Linked DNA regions of Homo sapiens: region 1 is linked to region 2. A link is an interaction called in ENCODE POLR2A ChIA-PET data of the cell type or tissue named here. Cell type or tissue: GM12878. All regions are shown on one strand. Each heading gives the region's core, and the rest is flanking DNA. Links, peaks and the distances in the headings are about the cores only.

Region 1 (10,933 bases), core at 2,742-7,741, 830 kb before region 2:
GGCATCCCCATGCTCCTCTTACAGCCAAGGAAAAGAGCCTAGAGAGGACAAGGACATTTTCCATGATCCTCCATCAAATTAGTTTTGGAGTGGGCACTTCAGAGTGGGCCTCCTCATTCCCAGGCCGGCAGACTTCCTTCCGCTCCATGCAGCAGCCTCCCAGGTACAATGCTCTATTCACAGTATTCCCCATTCACAGGGATCCTCAGCCTCCATCACCTGCACGTGGGAAAGGGTCTGAAAAAAAGGAAAGCTTCTTGCTCTTTGTTGTTGGGCCTCTGGGGAAGAAAGAACAGGGACAAACAGGAACACCTGCTTGATTGGCCCCTCCCTATGCACACCCAGTAGTTTCAGGGAGTTGAAACAACCTCATAGGAGGGCAGACTTTGGTGGGGAGGGCAAGTCATAGTAAACACAATACCCCGCTCATTCAAGATAAGGCTCAGCAACTGCACAAGTTAACCAAGAGGCTCAACATTTGCCACAAATCCTGTGCCCCAGGCATAGGTCAAGACCCCACAGCAACCTCTGAGCTATGAGAACCGAATCCATGGGTTTGCAGATCCCACTGGATGAAAATGGGAAACAAGAATTATCCAGTGTAGGGTAAGATAAGAAGAATAGAGGTTATGTCACTAAGGATAAAATAGCTCCAGCCTGAGCAACATGGCGAGACCCCATCTCTACAAAAAAAAAAACACACAAAACAAAACAAAAAAAAACTTATCTAGGCATGGTGGCGCATGCCTGTAGTCCCAGCTACTCTGGAGGCTGATGTGGGAGGATTGCTTGAGCCCGGGAGGTTAAGGCTGCAGTGATCCATGATAGTGCCACTGCACAGTAGCCTAAATGTCAGAGCAAGACCCCATCTCAAAGAATAAAATAAAATAGCTGTCAACAGACACATTCCACATGACAACTTAAGGAGTCAAAATTCACTGAATGAAGTGTAGCCGAGCCCAACAGCATTGCTGGCAACCCTGATGACTGAAGGCACTCCAGAGTTTATAATCTATCATTATGATCATCGGTTAGCTTCCTGCAGTGCTTACTGATTCTGGGATTAGATGTACTTGAGATTGCCTGGATTCAGGATAAACGGGCACTTGATCTACATCCGTTGGCACCTTTTGCCAGCTTTCATGCCAGGAATGCCAGGAGAATTCTGCAGATTCACCTGCAGCTGACAGAGGTCAGGTCTCAAGCACCCAAATTCGCAAGGCCATTTTTGAAAACCCAGGGAAAGAACATCTTTAACCTTCCTTGAATATCCCCCTTTGAAATTTGAGCACCCCAAAGCATAGACTTCCTGATCTGGTTTATAAACTGTTTCAGTGACAGCATTCCAAGTTAAAAGAAATCTAAGTTTTTAATGAGGAAGCATCTTGAACTGTCATTCAAAAGAGTGACACTCCACCTCCTTCCAGAAGGGGTTTGAGGCAGTCTATGGTGAAAGACACAAATACTTCAGGACCATTAAAGCAAGGATCAGGAGACAGGCGTGGGGTAGCGGAGGACTCCAAAGGCAGATAATTGTGTCTAAAACCTGGAGTAAAGAGTGTGGCTGCAATTGAGCAAGAAAGCAAAATGTTATCAATTTCCCGGCAATTACATTGAATCAGTTCTGAGTGATCAATGAGCAGTATTGATTTGCACAGCCACTTGGCTCATCTCTGATCCATGGCAGAATCCCATCGCTGACAGGAAAATCGAGCCAACTCACGTTTGCCCCCGAAGCCTGCCCACGCATCCTCGAAGGAGCACTGAGACCTCACCACCTGCGACAGACACCTGGAGCCAGTCCGCCACGCGCCCAAGTTAAGACAAGCCCCAAACAGCACCATCAAAAGCCTATTCCAGAGCCCCTATTGAGGGGTGATTTTATCCAGAGAGGGGCTCAAATGTACTCACCAGTCCATGGGCAAAGAGGATGGCGGTGGGCCTCTTGGACTCAGTGTTTCTAAGTTGGTGAGAAGGTTAACTTTTCTTACCCCCACCCAGCCTAGCCCCCCCAGGGCCACCCCTCTCACCTGATGCGGCAGATATCCCTCTGCTCCGAGGCACTGCTCAAATCCAGGGGCCCTGGGCTGGGTGTTTGCTCTGGCAGCCGCCTGGCGTTCCCATCATTTATCTCTTCATTTTCCTAAGCGTTGTCAGCGTCAGAGAATCAATTACCCACAAGTCAACCAAAGGACTGTTTTTAGCATCATATCACACTGACAAACCCTGTTGGTGAAAGAGGTTTGGCCCCTTGCAGACTTAGACTCCTGGTAAAGTCTCCTTTTATCTTTGGCACAGTGGACATAGTACAAAGGTGTAACATTATTCCAAGAGGATATAGAGAATATATACTGCTATAATAGTGATTGGAGAACTCGGCTGGGCGCGGTGGCTCACACCTGCCATCCTAGCACTTTGGGAGGCTGAGGCGGGTGGATTGCCTGAGCTCAGAAGTTTGAGACCAACCTGGGCAACATAATGAGACCCTGTCTCTAGAAAAAAATTAAAAATTAGCTGGGCATGTTGGCACATGGGTATAGTCCCAGCTACTCAGGTGGCTGAGGCAAGAGTGTCACCTGAGCCTGGGAGGCGGAGGTTGCAGTGAGCCAAGACCACGCTATGGCACTCCAGCCTGGGTGACAGAGCACGACTCTATCTCAAAATATATATTTTTTAAAAAAAGAAAAAATATGTGTTAAAAATAATTGGAGAACTCATAACAGTGAAACACCAAGAGTTTATTGATTCTCCAAGATAAATGTGCCTTTTCAAAAGTTCATATAATTTAGCTTTGTCCCTGTGTAATTTTATTTCACTTTTGGGTAGACAACATTATGAATAAGCGTTATTCTCTCCTTAGTGGGGAATTTGTTCCCTATCTCCCTTGTCGTCCAATTATCAGAATTCTGCACTATTTGATTTACACCTGCTTGGTCACAGGCTGATTTCAACAGCTAGCCTGGGGGCATCCGTCGTCACCTGTCAAGGCAGCCAGACATTGGCAGTTGCCTCAGAGAAGTGTGAAATGAGAGGGAAGAGATGGAAAACCTTGGGAGAGTTGTTGTGTTTCCAGATTTCTCTAGCCTATAGCTAAGAAATCCTCAGGAATGACATAAAAGCACAGGAGGCAGAAGCTCTGGTTTCCCAGGCGGCCGTCGTGGAGGTGTGGAAAGAGCTCCAAGCCTCGAGTCTAGGGACCTGCTGCCTCTCCCAAGCCTGTCAATCATGACCTCTGTGACCCTTAGGAAGTTACTTCTACCTGGCTGGGTGCAGTGGCTCACACCTGTAATCCCAGCACTTTGGGAGGCTGAGGCGGGTGGATCATGAGGTCAGGGGTTCGAGACCAGCCTGACCAACATGGTGAAACCCCGTCTCTACTAAAAATACAAAAATTAGCTGGGTGTGGTAGTGGGCACCTGTAATCCCAGCTACTCAGGAGGCTGAGGCAGGAGAATTGCTTGAACCCGGGAGGTGGAGGTTGCAGTGAGCCGAGATCGTGCCACTGCACTCCAGCCTGGGCGACAGAGCGAGACTCTGTCTCAAAAAAAGAAAAAAAACTTCTACCCTCCGGGCCTCAGTTTCTACCTGGAAACTTGAGAGTTGACATAGAACAGCAACTTTCAAACTATTTTTTTGAGAGGGATCCTATCTTTGCCACCCAGGTTGGAGTGCAGTGGCATAATCTCGACTCATTGCAACCTCCACCTCCCGGGTTCAAATGATTCTCCTGCCTTAGCCTCCAGAGTAGCTGGGATTACAGGTGCGTACCACCACGCCTGGCTAAGTTTTGTATTTTAGTAGAGATGGGATTTCACCATGTTGGCCAGGTTGGTCTCAAACTTCTGACCTCAGGTGATCCACGTGCTTCTGCCTCCCAAAGCACTGGGATGACAGGTGTGAGCCACCACACCCAGCCCAAACATTTTTTAAAAAGTAGCAAAACTCTTTCTTTGGAAACCTACAGAGACAGGTTTTTAATATGGGGCTACTCTGGTTGAAGAGGGGGAAGTGGAGACCCCCTTGCCTATCCCTGAGGTACCTCGATGGGTCACAATTACAAGCCAGTAATTTCCAAGAGTCCCCTTAGCAACACTATTTTGTGGTTCTCCTTCTTAGCCTGCACTGAGCCATGTTCTTGGCATCTAGCAAATATGAGATGTTTCTCATAGAAGCAAGGCTTGAGTGGTATGTCACCTTGCTGGCCAGGATACGAAGTGGTCAGGTCAGGCCAGATCCCCAAGGATTAAGAATGGGCTGATAGTGGCCAGGTGCGGTGGCTCATGCCTGTAACCCCAGCACTTTGGGAGGCCGAGGCAGGCGGACTGCCTGAGCTCAGGAGTTCGTGACCACTCTGGGCAACATGGTGAAACCCCGTCTCTACTAAAATACAAAAAAATTAGCTGGGTGTAGTGGCATGTGCCTGTAATCCCAGCTACTGGGGAGGCTGAGGCACAAGAATAGCTTAAGCCCCAGAGGCAGAGGTTGGTGTGAGCCGAGATGGCGCCGCTGCACTTCAGCTTGAACAACAGAGTGAGACTCTGTCTCAAAAAAAAAAATAAATAAAAACAGGGCGTGGTGGTTCACGTCTGTAATCCCAGCACCTTGGGAGGCTGAGGCGGGCGGCTCACGAGGTCAGGAGATCGAGATCATTCTGGCTAACATGGTGAAATCCCGTCTCTATTAAAAATACAAAAAATTAGCCGGGCGTGGTGGTGGGTGCCTGTGGTCCCAGCTACTCGGGAGGCTGAGGCAGAAGAATGGCTCAGGACCCAGGAGGCGGAGCTTGCAGTGAACCAAGATGGTGCCACTGCACTCCAGCCTGGGTGACAGAGTGAGACTCCGTCTCAAAAAAATAAATAAAATAAATAAATAAATAAAAATAAAAATAAAAATAAATGGGTTGATAGCTTTAAATTAATTATTATTATTATTATTTTATTTACTTAATTTTTTGGAGACAGGGTCTCGCTCAGGCTAGAGTGTAGTGGTGAGATCTCAGCTCACTGCAGCCTTGACCTCCTAGGCTCAAGCAGTCCCCAACCTCAGCCTCCTGAGTAGCTGGGACTGCAGTTGCACGCCACCATGCCCAGCTAATTTTGTTTATTTTTAGTAGAGATGAGATCTCACTATGTTGTCCTGGCCAGAACTCAAATATTATTTAAAAAAAAAAAGTGCAGGTCACAGCAGCAGGGAGCAGACGAAGCAGTTGGGAGCCCCAGGGCTATGGGCTCTCGCACAGTCAGGAAGTGTGGGGTAACTCCTGGAAATGCAAAGTGGGGACCATGCAGAGCTGGGCACCCAGAGTGGACGCTGGTCCAGGGCACAGATGCAGGTTACATGGAGTTGGCCGGAGAAGCCATGGGGCTCAGAATCCAGCCTCGGTTGAAACTCTGTGCCAGGCATTGTGCTACAGACTTCACGCCCTATCTCAGTTTTCTTATTTGTAAAATGGGAGTGATAGAGCTCAACTTATGAGGCTCTTGGGTGAGAATTATTGTGACATTGCATAAAGGGCAGACCTGGCATAGGGCAGAGCTCACAATTTAGCTTTGATAATTGCTGTTCTTGTCATTGCGGTAAATGAGGAAACAGGCATGAAAGGTTACGTGCTCAGCCACAGCCACAGAGCTAGTCAGTAGCTGGAAGAGCTATGACTCAAACATGTTTTCTGACTTCCTTACAGCCCCAGCTACTCAGGAGGCTGAGGCAGGAGGATCACTTGAGCCCAGGAGTTAGAGGCTGCAGTGAGCTATGTTCGTGCTTCCGTACTCCAGCCTGGGCAATGGAGTGACACCTTGTCTCTATTGAAAAAAAAAGGAAAAAAAAGTTTTCTGATTTCCAATTTGTTTGCCCCACACTAAGGCCCTTCCTGGGCCTACCAGTTCTAATTTTTTTTTTTTTTTTTTTAAAAAGAACTTCAACAGTTTGGCCGGGCGTGGTGGCTTACACCTGTAATCTCAGCACTTTGGGAGGCCGAGGCAGGCGGATTGCCTGAGGTCAGGAGTTCGAGACCAATCTGGCCAACATGGTGAGACCCTGTCTCTACTAAAAATACAAAAAAATTAGGCGGGCGTGGTGGCATGCGCCTGTAATCCCAGCTACTCGGGAGGCTGAGGCAGGGGAATTGCTTGAACCAGGGAGGTGGAGGTTGCAGGGAGCCAAGATCGCGCCACTGTGCTCCATCTTGGGCGACAGAGGGAGACTCCATCTAAAAAACAAATAAACAAACAAAAAAGAGTTAACATATCATAAAGCTCACTGGTTTTAAGTCTATGGCTCCATGAGCTTTCATACATTTATACGGTGGTGCCACCATTGCCACAATCCTGTTTTGGAATGCTTCTGTCCCTCCAAAAATTCCCTCTAGCCCATTTGCTCTCAGTCTCCACTCTTGCCCCCTGCCCTAGGCAACCCCTAATCTGCTGTCTTACAGTTTTTCCTTTGCTAGGAAATTCCTATAAATGGAATCTTTTATATGATGAGTAAATCATAATAAATCAAATAAAATACGCACTTTTTGGTGTCAGGCTTCTTTCACTCAGCATAATGTTTGACCTTCATCCATGTTGATCCAGGTATTAATAGTTTGTTCCTTTTTATTCCATTGTATGGATGTATGACTGTTTGTTTACCCATTCACCTTGATGGACATTTGGGTTGATTCCAGTTTGGGGCTAGTATGAATTATGCTGCTACGAACTTTTTTTTTTTTTGAGACAGGGTCTTGCTGTCACATAGGCTGGAGTGCAGTGGCACAATCTCAGCTCGCTGCAGCTTTGACTTCCTGTGCTCAAGTGATCCTCCCACCTCAGCCTCCTGAGTAGCTGGGACCACAGGCGTGATCCGCTGCGCCCAGCTAATTAAAAAAAATTTTTTTGTAGCAATGGGGTCTCTCTATATTGCCCAGGGTCTCTCTCTATCAAACTCTTGGGTTCAAGTGATCCTCCCACCTCGGCCTCCCAAAGTGTTGAGATTACAGGTGTGAGTCACCCTGCCTGAACTGCTATGAATATTTCAGTAGGAGACCTTGTGTGAACATGTTTTCATTAATCTTGGGTGGGTACCTAGGAGGGGAATCACTGGGTCATATAATGAGGGTTTAGCTTTTTAAGAAACTGCCAGTCTTTTCCACAATGGCTGTACCATTGACTTTCCCCCCAGCAGCGATGGGGGTCTGCCCCCGAATTTCTTAAATGAGCATTTATTTCCTCATCCCACAAACCCCTCTTAAGCAACTAATTAGGCCCACGTAGAGCTTGCTGGATTAGCTGTCCATCTCCGAGGGGCTTAGTCCCTTTTCTGCAGTTAGGGGAGTGGGGTGGCTCTCTCCCCTCTGCATAGCATCTTCTGGGTGCTATGAGGAACGCAGAGTGTTTGGACACAGTGCTTGTCTTCAAAGAGCTACAGGAGGAAGCTGAGTCATTACCCTGGGCAGGTAGATCCAGAGAGGGACACAGTATCAGTATAAATGCAGAGAGGGACACAGTATCAGTATAAATGTTCCAAGAATCGAGAGAAGGGAGAAGTCATGTAAACCCAGGAGTTCATCGTCAGACAGGAGTAGGGAGAAGCTTAAAATGGGAGCAAATGGATTTGGATTTGAAACCAACTCTGCCATTTGCCCCATGTGAGATTCTAGGCAAGGTCAATCCCTTAATCTCTCTGAGCCTCAGTTACTACATCTGTACAATGGAGGTGATAAGAACTACCACTCCAGGTTGTTGTGAGAACCAGAAATATGCTTGGCCGGATGCGGTGGCTCACACCTGTAATCCCAACACTTGGAGGCAGAGGCAGGCAGGTTGCTTGAGCCCAGGAGTTCGAGACCAGCTTGGGCAACACAGTGAGACCCCCGTCTCCACAAAAAGAAAGAAAGAAAAAGAAATATGCATGTTGGTGTCTGATATGTAAGTGTCTTGGCAAATGGTAGCAGTTATTGTAGTTTTTCAGAGCTGAGCTCTGAAAAAACGGGCTGCTTGGTGGCAGCCTGGTGGCGGGGAGGGCTGGGAGCCATCTTGGTGACAGGCTTTATTTGCAGTAAATTCTCAAACCCACTGAGAAAGAGCATAGTGGGGCGGGGGGTGGGGGAGGATGGGGAGCCAGAAAGAACCCGGAGAATGAAAACCCAGCCCCTTCCACCGATTCCCACCGCCGCCTTGTCCTTGTCCTCTGAGTGATGATGAGAACGCCTCGGTGGCCGCCCAGCTCACTTTCCCAGGACGTGTTTTAACCCAGCGTTAATTAGTGATTGTGGCTGCATCTAGGGCTGGGGGCTTGAGCTGAAGAAAGAAAGTACCCCAGAGAAAGGCAGACTTTAAAAGGCCCCAAAAGGCTGGGGCAGTGAGGCTCTGTGGAGAGGGAGACAAGCCGTGCATTTGTGTTGCAAATTTCCAGTGTGTGCAAGCCAGCCATTCAATGAGGGCGATGCTACTGGCAGCCGGCATGGGGGTGGGGAGGGAAAGGAAGTCCACAAAGGGGGCCTGTCTGAGGACCTCAGACCCTGCTTTGTAAAAGCTGCTTTCATCCCCCTCCCTGGTTGATGGCAGTGTTCCCAGTCCAAGGCCACTGTGCAAGGATCCAGAGGCCTGGACCCCAGACTCCCAGATTCTCTTGACCCTCCCCACTTGCCCTTCTAGGCCTGTTTTTGTGGCATCAGCAGCAGCAGGTGTCTGAGTGCTCCAGGGTACTGTGTCAGAGGAGACCAGGTTTAAGTGGTGTGGGCTTGCTAGGTGGCTTCAGGCAAAGTCACTTAACCTCCCTGAGTGTCAGTTTCCTCTTCTGTAAAATGGAGATGATGTGGTCCTTTCCCCTGCTTCACAGGGTCCTACCCAAACAGAAGGGCCTGTGATTGGATGGCAGCTCAGAGCTTCATTTCTTTCTCAAAAAGTCTGCATCTGGGAAAGTCATTAGAAGAGCTCTTTTAATGAAGAGATGAGGTTGATTGTACTTAGCAAATCAATGAAGCAACTCTGGGTTCCTTGGAAATGTTACTCCCACGAGTATTTTAATTTTTTTTTTCTTTTGAGATGGAGTTTAGCTCTTGTTGCCCAGGCTGGAGTGCAATGGCATGATCTCAGCTCACAGCAACCTCCACCTCCCGAGTTCAAGCGATTCTCCTGCCTCAGCCTCCCCAGTAGCTGGGATTGCAGGCGTGCACCACCATGCCAGACTAATTTTGTGTTTTTAGTAGAGATGGGATTTCACCATGTTGGCCAGGCTGGTCTCGAACTCCCAACCTCAGGTGATCCACCCACCTCAGCCTCCCAAAGTGCTGGGATTACAGGCGTGAGCCACCGCACCCGGCACTAATTTTTTTTTTTTTTAAGACAGTCTCGTTCTGTCACCCAGGCTGGAGTGCAGTGGCGCGATCTCTGCCCACTGTAACCTCCGCCTTCCAGGTTCAAGCAATTATCCTGCCTCAGCCTCCCAAGTAGCTGAGACTATGGGCACAAGCCACCATGCCCAGCTAATTTTTGTATTTTTAGTAGAGACAGGGTTTCACCATGTTGGCCAGGCTGGTCTTGAACTCCTGACCTCAAGTGATTTGCCTGCCTCGGCCTCCCAAAGCGCTGGGATTACAGGCGTGAGCCACTGCACCTGGCCCATGAGTATTTTAAACATTCACCTTGCTTGGAATCTTTGGGCCTGCCACAAGTCAATTAGGCACACTAACCAGGTTGTTTTTTGAGTTGGTAGACTTGGTGCAGGTGCCACGCCTGCTGCATAGGAGGCTGTCCCCAGCTGATCCTCGGGTAACCTTTCCCTGGTGAAGATATGACCATACTTCAAAAGCCCCCTTGGAGGCCATCTCTTCAAGAAGCATCCTCCCTCCCTGGCCTTGCCTGTGGTTGAGTGATTTTATAATTTTATATGCAGAAAATTGTCTCCTTTCCTGAGACCCTTGGGATGCCTGGGACCAAATCTTTGAGCCCTCTAAAGCTTTCTAATCAAAGTGTGGTCCATAGACCAGCAGTATTGACAGCACCTGGGGGCTTGTTAGGAATGCAGAATGTCAGGCTCCACTCTGGACCAATTGAATCAAAGGCTAAAATCTGTGAGGATTCTAAAGGCATTAGGCACCCTGGTGTCTAAATGCCCGGGATTCTGATCAGGTAGGAGGGCCATGGCCTCAGACAGCCGGGAGATGTCGCTGTTCCCCAGTCATTGGAGTTGTCAGGTTTTGCTACCAAATGCCAGAGGCCCCGCCTGTGGGGCTTTGTTCGCTGTGAAATCCCAGGACTACGAAAGGGTCAGGTCAAGTTTGTCATGCCACCTTTTCATCGGCCACTCAACCTGCGCCTCCTCCCATCTTTCCCTGACCGTTGCTGCCCTGGGTTCTCAGCTATGTTTCCAGATAGGGAAGACTGTGTGATCCCCAAGCCCAGCCCTGCCCCAAGCCCAGCCCTGCCCCAGGATCTCAGGAGAAAGCCCACAGGAGAAAGGGCATCTGGCCAGGCGCAATGGCTCATGCCTATAATACCAGCACTTTGGGAGGTTGAGGTGGGTGGATCACTTGAGGCCAGGAGTTCAAGACCGACCTCGGCGACATGGTGAAACCCCATCTCTACGAAAAATACAAAAATTAGCTGAGCTTGGTGGCATGCGCCTGTAATCCCAGCTACGTGGGAGGCTAAAGCAGAAGAATCACTTGAACTTGGGAGGCGGAGTTTGCAGTAAGCCGAGATCATGCCACTGCACTCCAGTTAGGACAACAGAGCAAGACTCTGTCTCAAAAAAAAAAAAAAAAGGAAGTGCATCCTACAGAGTCTCCCTCAGCCTGGCTCATCAGGCAAGAAGAGCTCAGACCAGCAAGGAGGGGGTGTCTACAGGGAGGACCGCCCTCGCTTGGAATCTCTGAGTTGGGGGATCTTAGTGACAACAGGACCTGCAGACACAGTGAGAAGAATTCCCATGATTTGAGTGTCCACAGGCA
Region 2 (10,933 bases), core at 2,576-7,575:
CCCAGCTAACTTTTGTATTTCTTAGTAGAGATGGAGTTGCACCATGTTGCCCAGGCTGGTCTTGAACTCCTGACCTCAGGTGATCTGCCTGCCTCGGCCTCCCAAAGTGCTGGGATTATAGGCATGAGCCACTGCGCCTGGCCACAACTGGGATTTTTAAGAAATTGCCTAGGAGAGAGTTAGTTGAACTTAAGGTGGTGTCTAATTAGAGCAAAGTGCCTTCCATTTTAACTTCAATGAACTTGCCACGTTGGTCTGATGATAACCCAAGAGTAAGGAGTCTTGGATTCTGATCCCAGCTCAGCTTCTAGAGACTTGGTGGTTTTCAAATTGTTCTTGAGGGACTCCTTCAACTGAAGGGCTCCCTAGTTGCCAAGAGTGGTTGGTTCTGAGTCGAGGTGGCTTTGATTTGTCAGCTTTGGTCAGAGAATTCAGGCAGGGGGCAGGAAGTCCGTGTTCTGTAGTTGTTTTGTTATTTTACCCTTTTTATACCTTCCATTCAGGAGAAGTTTATTAGATGAATCCGTGTCCAGAAATAGAGAATTAGTTGCCTTCATCCTTTATATTAATTTCCCTTGAAGTATAAACAGCCAAAGAAGAAAAGTACTTGTGGGAGAAAGGGGGTTCAGATCCTCAAATTTGAAAATAGTTTTCAACTTCAGGAACGTGAAAGGTGACTGTTAACCAAAGTCTGAGTCTCAGGAGCTACTTCATGTGGTATGCTTTTACCTGATGTTATGTTTTAGATATGGCTCATTCATTCGGCACATGTGCTGGGTGCCTACTGTTTGCTGGACACTGCGGAGCCTGGTGGATGCTGGGGGAAGCAGATGGGTCTGGTCCTGGCCTCCAGGAGCTTACTAGTTAAATGTGGGAGTCATTGCTAATCATTTACGTAAGTCATTGTTTAATTTTAGTTGTGGTAAGTTTACAAAGAAAAGAAATGGGCTGCTAGGAGAGCTCACTCTCTACCCTTTTCTCTTCCTTTGTAGACTGTGTGAGGAGCTCTCATTGCGGGTGGGAGACTGATTGCCTGCAGTAATGGGGAGAGGATATGCCTGGTTCCCTCCTCTCACTCCTTGCTTGGACTTTTGTCTTTACAACTTGAACTAAGTATTCTCCATTTGACCTTTTTCCTGCCTCATTATTCTTCCCAGACATTCTCTAGCTTCTACTTTCTGCCTCTTCAGGTGTGCATCAGGGATCTGGTATCAAGGAATTTAGAACTTGAAAAGAAGTGTTATGGTCCAGTTCCCTCACTTTCAGATATGGAAGAAGGGAACACATCCACGGTCACACAGCAGGTTAGAGGCAGAACCAGGACCAAGCCTAGGTCTCTGCATCTCAGCCCAGGGCTTCTTGTTACATTCCTGCAGGAAGGGCTTTCTAAGTCAGCAGGGGCCCAGCGTCAGGGACCTACTTACCCTTGCAGAGACACTGAGAGGACAAAAACTAAGCCCCAAGGGGGCCAACAGCCCCAGACTTCACATGGCCTAGGGTTGTTTTCTATATATCTTGGCAGATTTATCAAGAGTACCTTTTTCCGGGAGCTGAGGAAAGAAAAAAAATATGCCCCATTCCTATCATTAGGGGATTCATATTCTAGAGGAACATAGAAGTCTCACATGTATGGAGAGAGCATAGAGCAGCTTGCTAGGGGCTCAGGTACACACCCTGTGTGAGGGAGAGCTCTGGAGCAGGAGGAGATGCGGAGTCGTCTCCTGGATGCAGAGCAAGGATTTTCCTAGAGAGGTGGAGTCCAGATAGTCCAAGGAGCAGAGGAGTGGAGGCCAGGCTTTGCTAGGGCTAGGAGAAGAGAGAGACCCCCTCCAGGCTTGCGGGGAATCCTGAAAAAATGGTCCACACAGACAAAGAGGGTTAGGAGGTTGTGAGGCAGGGGCTGATTTTGTAAGACCTTGAACTCTGCTCTGAAGGACCAGATCATGGAGCTAGTGGGGTGCCGTGCCTCACTTTCTCAAGGGAGTGGTTTCATGAAAGCTGGGCTTTTGGGAGAGAAGTCTGGTGGCATTTTAGGAGCCCTAGGGGTCAGGAGGCCTAACCAGGGACTTACTGCAGTGACTCAGTTATGGAATGAGGAGGCCCTGGTCACAGGGAGTAGCAGTGGGGTATTTTGAGCTTCTATAGTGCTTGTTTGCAAAACATGATAAATTTAGGTTAATCTCCAAGCTTTAACATAGGAAGTATAACTTCAGTGTTTTTTTTCTTGCCATATCTAGGTGGAGTCCGCAAAGAAATTGTGAGGCTCAGGTGTCTGTTTTATTTTATAAAGCATTTTGAAACTTTTGAGAACCAACAAAAAGAGAATGCAAATACCAAGTGTTATTTCTTTCTACTTCCAAATCTCAAGCCCTAAATTGAATACCATTTAATTCACTGTTGCCAATATGGCACTCTGCGTTCCTTTTTTGATAGAAAGTTTTGCCTTTTGAGCATTTGAAGCCCTAGCTTTGTGATATAGCTGAACAGGGTGGGCAGGCTGGTGGGGACAAGGAAGAACACGAGGACGAGAGTAGCTGCCCGGCTCCAGCAGCACCCATGCCCTCGGCACGCACAGACTTAACGGTATTGTCTTCTCTTTATCTCCTTAGGAATACAAACAGAAGCTTGCACGAGTAACCCAGGTCCGCAAGGAACTGAAATCCCATATTCAGAGCTTGCCAGACCTCTCACTGCTGCCCAACGTCACAGGGGGCTTAGCCCCCCTGCCCTCTGCTGGGGACCTGTTTTCAACTGACTAGGATGGGTGTCATGTCCCAGATTTCTGTTTGTACCAGCAGAAAGAAGAGGGCAAGTCATGGTTGGAAATAACCTTCTAGCCCCTGGTTCTATCCCTTCTTCCGCCCAGCCCCCCAGCCTCAAGAAAGAACCTCAGACTCTGATTCTCCTCTTCAGCCTCTCATCTTGAGCACAGTTCAGAACAGTGGCGACTGGAATCTGGTTTATATTCATATTTGCAAAGACTACAGACTTTTTCTCCCACTTCATATTTTCATGCCCCCCTGTTGGTTTTCCATTCTTAACTGTCTCCTTATACCTAAGAAGTTATGAAAATCATGTGTACTTCTGGAAGCTTTCGAAAGAATCTTGTCCCTCATGACAGCATTTTATCATGAAAGCAGCTTCTCCTTTCTGGGCTGGGCTTGTTCAAGTTCGGTGTGGGCTTCCACTAAGGCACTTGTCCTGGAGACGTTGGCTTTCCCAGCTGCATCTGCCCCAAAAGGTTGTAGGCACAGCTGTCGTAGCGTTGCCATAAAGAGTTTGCCAAATCTCTGATCCTCCCTTTCCATTGCTTCTCCTAGTGATGCACGAAGATTAGGTGCATTTATTTTGTAAACAGATTGGAGAATCTAGCAATAAGATTCAAAGCTAATCTGGAGCATAAAGGCACAGTTCAGAGACAGAATAACAGGGATCACAAGCATGAATTAAAAGGAATTTATTTGCTTCAAGTTCCTAGATACAACCTTCCCATGCTGCACTTCTCCACTGTCGGAGCACGTTCCGAAAAACAGAATGCCTTGATCCCTGGTGGGTGCGAAGGCAGTTGTTAGGGATGGCAGGCATTGGTGGGCTCCAAAAGATGAAGGCCCCACACACAGGTGTGCTGCATTTGGGATCTGTGTGGGTGTTTCTTGGACCCTTTCTTCTGGGAGTAGGGTACACACTAACGTTTAATCCGCTGTCTGGGTGCATGTCCACAGTACGGTGGCTAAACTCGAACATCACTGCAAATAGGACGCTGAGCAGGTCCGTCTGTCATGTCACGCCACTGCACAGGTCCTTGTCCCCACACGACGGGGAGTACTTGCGTCAGATGTTATTGAATAGCTCGTCTCGGGCAGGGGAAGCGGGGAGTTGGGGATATTAATTGGGGGTTTTAATTCTATTATCATGTCAGCTGACATTATGACTATATAATGTAGTTAGAGACAATTTTTATCTTGCTTATAGTAAAGGTTCAGCCTGCCAATTGTAAATCATTCTAATTTGGCAGGCTTATTTTTGACATTGGAAAGGGCAGAAAGCGATTTGCCCCAGTAGTGTAATAGGAGTTATAGACCAGAGGCTGAAACCCAAACTATATAAAAAGGAATTCAGTGGAGGGGGCTTTGTAATCTCCATTAATTTGTGTTGCTACTTCCAGGATCACCAAAAATTACATGTAATTTTACATGTTAAACACATTGAAACATAACCTATGTTTATAAAGCATAACGGGCTTCCCTTCCAGAAGCTCTCCTGCTTGTCATGAAGTGAGAACAATGAAAAGTCATAGCAGATACTCAGTTTAACTCTGTGTAGAACCTAGTAGTGTTTGAGCTGTTATTCAGATTTGAATTCAGACTGTGTGTTGTTTGCTTATGGACACTGCCTGTCGTTCTGTCACTGTTAAATTAATGAGTCTATAAGGTTTTTCTTCCAGAGGCCATAGGTGACATCACTAAAATTGCAAGATAAATTGTAATCTTTGCTGCTGCTGCACTCCCCAACCTCTCCCCCACCCCCCGTGGTGTGCTGCTTTCTAGATGAGCGTGTTTTGGAGCAGGCCCATCTGGGACACTCTATGCTTTCACCAAGGAAGTGCGATCTGAGCAGCCACAATCCAGCCAAAAGAGGATCGTAGATATTTGCTCTGATCAACTAGATGAAAATATAGCAGAATGGATTTAGCCCACTGCTCTGTTTTATCCAACTGAGTCTCTGACCAGCAATTGGTGCATAATTATTACAGCAAAAGTTAAGAAATGAAACTGTAGCAATTATGTAAATGAATGTGTTGGCCTCTTAATACCTGTTACTAGTGGACTTCCTGTGAGGAAGTTAGTTTTTTGTTTTGATGAAATGCTTTCGTTTTTTAAATCTTAATTCTGCTGTCCACATCCTCCCAAAGTGTGCTTACTTCATTTGTTTAATTTAAATGAACTTTCCTCCTTGTATGTATGAGGTGACTTGGTGGGTGGGGTGGGTGGTTTTTGTTTTTGTGTTTTTTCTTTCTTAGGGCATCTGTAGGCCTCAAAGGACCTTTCCTTTAGGTCATATTCCTCAGAAAGTCTTCAATCTTCCCTTGTTTTTGTTTGTTTGTTTTTCTTAAAGAATATTTTCAAAGCTTAAATTTGTATATTAATTTAGGACTATTTAGAAGTATAGGCTGTCGTTGGCGGCAGCAGTATATTCTGAAATGTCTCATAGATATATATTTTTGAATAAAGATGGTGTTGTTGAACAACATTGTGTGATTTTTTTTTTAAACTACCCTGTTACTGAAAACAGTGCCTTTCTTTGTAAGCAGTGGGTGATTAGTAATCACCAATAGAGAATGTGCTGTCGGCACAGAATCTTGTCCCTTGGGAGTTTTTGTGTCTGTTAGCGGCACATAAATACTCAGCATTTACGTAGTATTTTCTGGTTCTTTCCAGGGGCTTAATTAGCTTTAATTAGGCAGTCCACACAGTACCCATGAGAGGTGCCGCCATAGTTTTACCCTCATTGTACAGAAGTGGGAACTGATGGAGAGAGATTAAATGACTCTTCCCCCATACTTCACAGCCAATCTCTGACAGATTAAAACTTGGAAGTTCTTTGATTTTAGCGCCTTTGTTCACACCAGTAGGCCTCCTGAGAGCGATTTGATTTTGGCAGTACACGGAAAGCCACGCTGAACAGTAAAAAGACGAAAAATGTGAGATAATTGCGAACCCAAGTGGTATGTCTCTTAAAAACAGTCATGGCTTTGCTTTGTCCTTTTCACTTGTACATGGAGTGAAAGCATATTGACTGTGTATTGCTGGTTAAAGCTCTCAAAATAACAAAAATGATTTTGAATTAGGTCCTTTTGAAGCAAGTGATATGTTTGGAAGGATCATAAACCTGTCCACTGGGTAATGGCAGCATCTGCCAGAAGAAGTGGGGTTATCTTATGGTGCAAAAACCTCTGTAGTAGGTGTGGTTCATCAAGACTGCAACCCAGATAAGTCCAGTATTAGGAAAATTGAGACTGCATTACCCAAGTTCTGTTAAAATATGAAAGTTGGATGTTACATGTGAATCTCAAGAGACAAGATCTCCTTCTGTGTCCCCAGATTTCATGGTCTAATTTCTTCACTCCTCCCTATAAATAGTAAGTCCATGATTCTTCTGGTTTAATTAGCACTTCAGGCTACAAAATGACTTTGAGGTCTTCAGAGCTGAAGATGGAGCTACCCAAGAGTCCATGAATCTGTCAAAATGCTTATCCTTTGTGACTAGAGCCATTAACTCTCTGTGTCACCTTCCTGGGCAAGGTATTTTCCTCTCTGGGCCTCAGTTTTTTCTTTCTTTTTTTTTTTTTTTTTTTTTTTTTTCTTTTTGAGACAGGATCTAACTCTTGCCCAGGCTGGTGCAACCTTAGCTCACTGCAGCCTCAATCTCCTCGTCTCAAGCTATCCTCCTATCTCAGCCTCTCAAGGAGCTAGGACTACAGGCATCTACCCACGCCTGGCCAATTTTTTTCTTTTCTTGACTTTTTTTAGAGATAGGGACTCACTATGTTGTCTAGGCTTGTCTCGAATTCTTGGGCTCAAGCAATCCTCCCGCCTTGACCTCCCAAAGTGCTAGGATTGTAGGCATGAGCCACCACAGCCAGCCTCAGCTTTCTTACCTGCAAAATGTAGTATTGGACTAAATTATCTCTAGGTTTTCTGCGAGCCCTAAAAGCTACGATTGTTGTGCTGCATAAGAAGCATATGGGACTGAAGTCTGAGAACTCTGGATGGTATATCCTGGGCACGCAGTACTATTTGTTAGAGAAATGAATAGTATCACCATTGTGCTGTGTATACATAGGAAACCCTGGAGACCATAGTCTAAAGATCGGGGCACAGGAGACAGTGCCACGACCGGGAAGATGGGAGTAAACACAGTAGTTCACTGCACAAAATTCATATTTGGTTTATTTGGGATCTTTAAGAAAAAGCCATTTGCTAGCATGGTTTCCTCTTTTACTTTCTCCTGGAATAATTCATCTGGCTAAAGCTCATCGCTCACTGCTACCTCTGTAGGATTTTCCATTTAAAAATCATGCTTCCACTCTGAGGCACAGATTCAATTAAGAATCCATTCTCCTGTACAGTAGGTTGGGATTCATACAGCTTTATGTAGTGTTGAAAGCCCAGTGTGTTCACTTTTTTTAGACTCAAATAGTTATTTTGCATTAAAAATTCATTTCTACCATTGGTTTGATAAATATTAAAATTAGCAGGCCATTTATCTAGTATTTTTTGTGAATAAGAGGCAGCTGTGATGAGTGAAAACTCATATCTTCTCATCTCCTCTCACTATGATGACCTTGGGCAAGTCACTCAGCCCTTGGGGACCTCAGCTGCTTCTTACAGGAAATGAGTAGGGTTGATTACGTAACCTCTGAAGTCCTGTGACTAGGTTTTCAGAATATTTCTTCCTACTGAGAATCTTAATAAACTCAGTACCTGAATAATGTACTCCATAGATTTTAAAATACTCACTATACAAATTCTTAGGAAAGAAAGTAGTTACCAACATACTTGTTAATAACTGAGATGTTTGTAAAAAGGGCCTAGTGCTTTGGTACAAATTAGGGACTCAGTGGTGGCTGTTACTATGTTAAATAATGAATGCAGGTATTTATAAACACATGTAACAAGATTAAAATAGATGTCTGCTGGAAGGAGTAATAGAGACCACATGGCTAGACCATCTGCAGCATTTACAACAGAGTGGTCAAAAACCTGTCATCCTCAACCCCCCTCACCCACTTTAAGGGTATGAAAAGAGTCAGGAGTTAAGAGGTAAAGGAAGAGGATTTGGGATGAGAATTATTTGAAAAGGGCCATTGGTGTGTTTGGCATCTCCCTAGTGGGAGCAGTGGGTGCCACCTACACTTTATCTCAAGATTAGGGGAAAGGGCCTCCATGGAGCTTAGTATGTGTCCCTGATCTGGTGGATTAAACAGACCCCTGCCTGGAAAAGTCTGAAGGATGAGATGCCAGTGCTGGCTAAGTGTTTGATGACGAAGCAAGGGAGAGGCTGGGTGCAGACTCCACTCCTAGAGTTTGTCAGGGCAGAGCATGCATGTAGAAGAACTGGCCTGCATCCTGGGGTGATAGAGCCTGGGCAAGAGGCCCGGGGTTTCAAGGAGGCGAACTTCAGACTCACAGTGCTGAGGAAGGAGTAGAGCAAAGAGCCAGGGAGAAACCCTCACCCCAAGAGACCCCAGGTGATGGGAGATGAGGATGGGAGACTGGGGGAAGGGAGGGGAGGAACCACTCCAAGGAGCATCTGAGGAGCCCATGGGGGAAGGAAGCTGTTAAACTTTGTTAAACTTTTGCCCAGCAGCGCCCAGTCACCACCACCAGACCTTAAGGACTGTCTCTTGCTGCTGCTTCACTCCCACTGCTGTGTCCCTGGAAGGGTCAGAAACGGTAAACAAGGGAGGCCTCCCTTCCCGGATGCTGGCCTCCCTTCCCAGATGCTGGCCTCTCGCCCCCAGCAGACCCAGAGAGGTCACCTTCACATGATAGGCTATTTTGATTGTAACATGGGCTTGCACATTTACATCTCTGAAATGAGACTGTTTTTACACTTTAAGTGTGACTACAGGAATTTTTTTAAATAAAAATGACTAGAGAAGTTATGGAGGCCTGGGTTTTTCTTTGAGAGTTACAGGATACATTAGCCCCACAAATTGGATTTCAAGGGACATAGGAGACAAAGTTGCTTTGCGATTGCAGTTCCCCAATCCTGCCTGTGTACTATGGTGGTTACACACACATGATTCATTTTAGGACCTTTAATTCTTGGTTCCCCTTTCCATTTTTGTTACTTAAAAAGTTCATTTTCACAACCTCAGTTTGTTCATTAAATTGTGAATTCATAATCCTATGTATATGTGAACATATTTTTCAAAATTGTGGTAAAATACATATAACATAAATTTACTATTTTAGCCGGGCACGATGGCTCACACCTGTAATCCCAGCACTTTGGGAGGCCGAGGAGGGTGGATCACCTGAGGTCAGGAGTTCAAGACCAGCCTGGCCAACATGGTGAAACCCCATCTCTAATAAAAAAAAAACAAAAATATTAGCCAGGCGTGGTGGTGTGTGCCTGTAGTCCCAGCTACTCAGGAGTCTGAGGCAGGAGAATCACTTGAACCTGGGAGACAGAGGTTGCAGTGACCCGAGATCGCGCCACTGCACTCCAGCCTGGGTGACAAGAGTGAAACTCTGTCTCAAAAAAAAAAAAAAAAAAAAAAAAAAAAATATATATATATATATATATATAAAACTATTTTAAAGTGTACAATTCAGTGGCATTTAGCACATCTGTGATGTTGTGCAGCCGTCACCATGATCTAGTTCCAGAACATTCTCATCCCCACAACAGGAAACCCTGTACACATTAAGCAGTTACTCCCATTATCCCCTACTCCCAGGCCCTGGCAACTACTAACCTGCTTTCTCTCCCTGTGAAATTGCCTATTTGTATATTTAATATAAATGGAATCATACAATATATGACCTTTTATGCCTCGCTTTCATTTAGCATAATGTTTTTAGGCTTGGTTCATCTATGTTGTAGCATATATCAGAATTTCATCCCTTGTTATGGTTGAGTAATATTCTATTGTATGGATATGCCACATTTTATTTATCCATTAGTTGGTGCACAGTTGGGTTGTTTCTACCTCTTCGCGACAGCCAGTTGGGCTGCTGAAAGCATTCACATACCAGTTTTGGGTTGAACACCTGTTTTCAGTTCTGTTGGGTATATACCTAAGAGTGCCATTGCTGGGTCACATGGTAATTCTACGTTTAGCTTACCGAGGAACCACCAAATGGTTTTCCAGAGTGGGTGCACCATTTTCCATTTCCACCTACAATGTATGAGCCTTCCAGTTTCTCCACATCCTCACTGTATTAGTCAGGGTTCTCCAGAAAAACATACATAGAGAAAGGGAAAAAATTATTTTAAGGGAATTGGCTCACACAATTGTGGAGGTTTGGCAAATCCCAAATCTGCTGGGGTAGTCTGGCAGCTGGAGACCTAGGGAAGAGTTGCAGTTCAAAGGCAATCTGCTGGCAAAATTCCTTCTTGCTTAGGGGGAGGTCAATCTTTGTTCTATTAAAGCCTTCAGCTAATTGGCCGAGGCCCACTCAGGTTAGGGAGGGTAATTTGCTTTACTCTAGATCCAACAAGTTAAATGTTAATTTCATCCCAAAAACATCTTCACAGAAACATCCAGAATAACATTTGACCAAATATCTGGGCTCCATGGCCCAGCCAAGTTGACATGTAAAATTAAAAAAATAAAATAAAATAACCACTACTCTTGCCAAAACTTGTTATTTTTCATTTAAAAAATTATAGCTGTATTACTGCCCGAGGGCTCCATAAAAAAATATCACCGACTGGGTAGTTTAAAACAACAAGTATATTGTCTCACAGTTCTGGAAACTAGAAATCCAGAATCAAGGTGTTTTCAGGGTCACGCTTCCCCTGAAGCCTCCAGAAGAGGATTTTTTTTTTGCCTTTTTCAGTTCCTGGTAGCTCCAAGCGTTTCTTGGCTTGTGGCAACGTAACTATAACCTCTGCCTCTATCTTCCTAAATGGCCATCTTCCCTGTGTTTCTGTGTCCAAATTTCCTTCTTTTAAGGACACCAGTCATATTGGATTAAGGCCTACCTTAATAACCTCATCTTGATTAAATCTGCAATGACCCTATTTCCAAATAATGTCACATTTACAGATGCTGGGGGTTAGGACTCCAATATATATTTTTTGCAGGGGGGCTGGCGGCGGGAAACACAATTGAAGCTGTAACAATAGCCATCCTAATAGGCATGAAGTGGTGTGAGGTGGTTTTGATTTGCATTTTTCTAATGACATTGAGCATCTT

The links. Peaks named below come from ENCODE experiments on the same cell type or tissue, not always from the same donor. Only the 100,000 strongest peaks of a DNase experiment are listed, where the experiment ranks them.
Region 1: POLR2A ChIA-PET joins it to region 2 with 8 read pairs; 1 of 35 experiments calls an interaction of 5 or more read pairs at or near these places.

What each region holds. Positions count from the first base shown.
Region 1 is chr20:37,259,713-37,270,645 of GRCh38, forward strand. GHRH (growth hormone releasing hormone) reads right to left here and starts at 2,102. Exons shown (of 5, transcript NM_021081.6): 1 at 2,031-2,102. RefSeq lists silencers at 5,434-5,553, 5,694-5,743 and enhancers at 8,165-8,711, 8,712-9,259, 10,773-10,842. In GM12878, for the core only: no CTCF peak of the experiment used is centred there; a DNase peak (open chromatin) is centred at 5,559.
Region 2 is chr20:38,087,117-38,098,049 of GRCh38, forward strand. It overlaps RPRD1B (regulation of nuclear pre-mRNA domain containing 1B), which reads left to right. Exons shown (of 7, transcript NM_021215.4): 7 at 2,610-5,248. The coding sequence ends at 2,759. It overlaps LOC124904897 (a long non-coding RNA gene), which reads left to right. Exons shown (of 4, transcript XR_007067578.1): 3 at 747-895; 4 at 993-1,304. Among named protein-coding and RNA genes, the nearest start is that of RPRD1B, 59 kb to the left of the region's middle. RefSeq lists silencers at 5,791-6,085, 8,698-8,757. In GM12878, for the core only: no CTCF peak of the experiment used is centred there; DNase peaks (open chromatin) are centred at 4,845, 5,365 and 7,385; H3K4me3 peaks cover 729 bases; H3K27ac peaks cover 3,566 bases.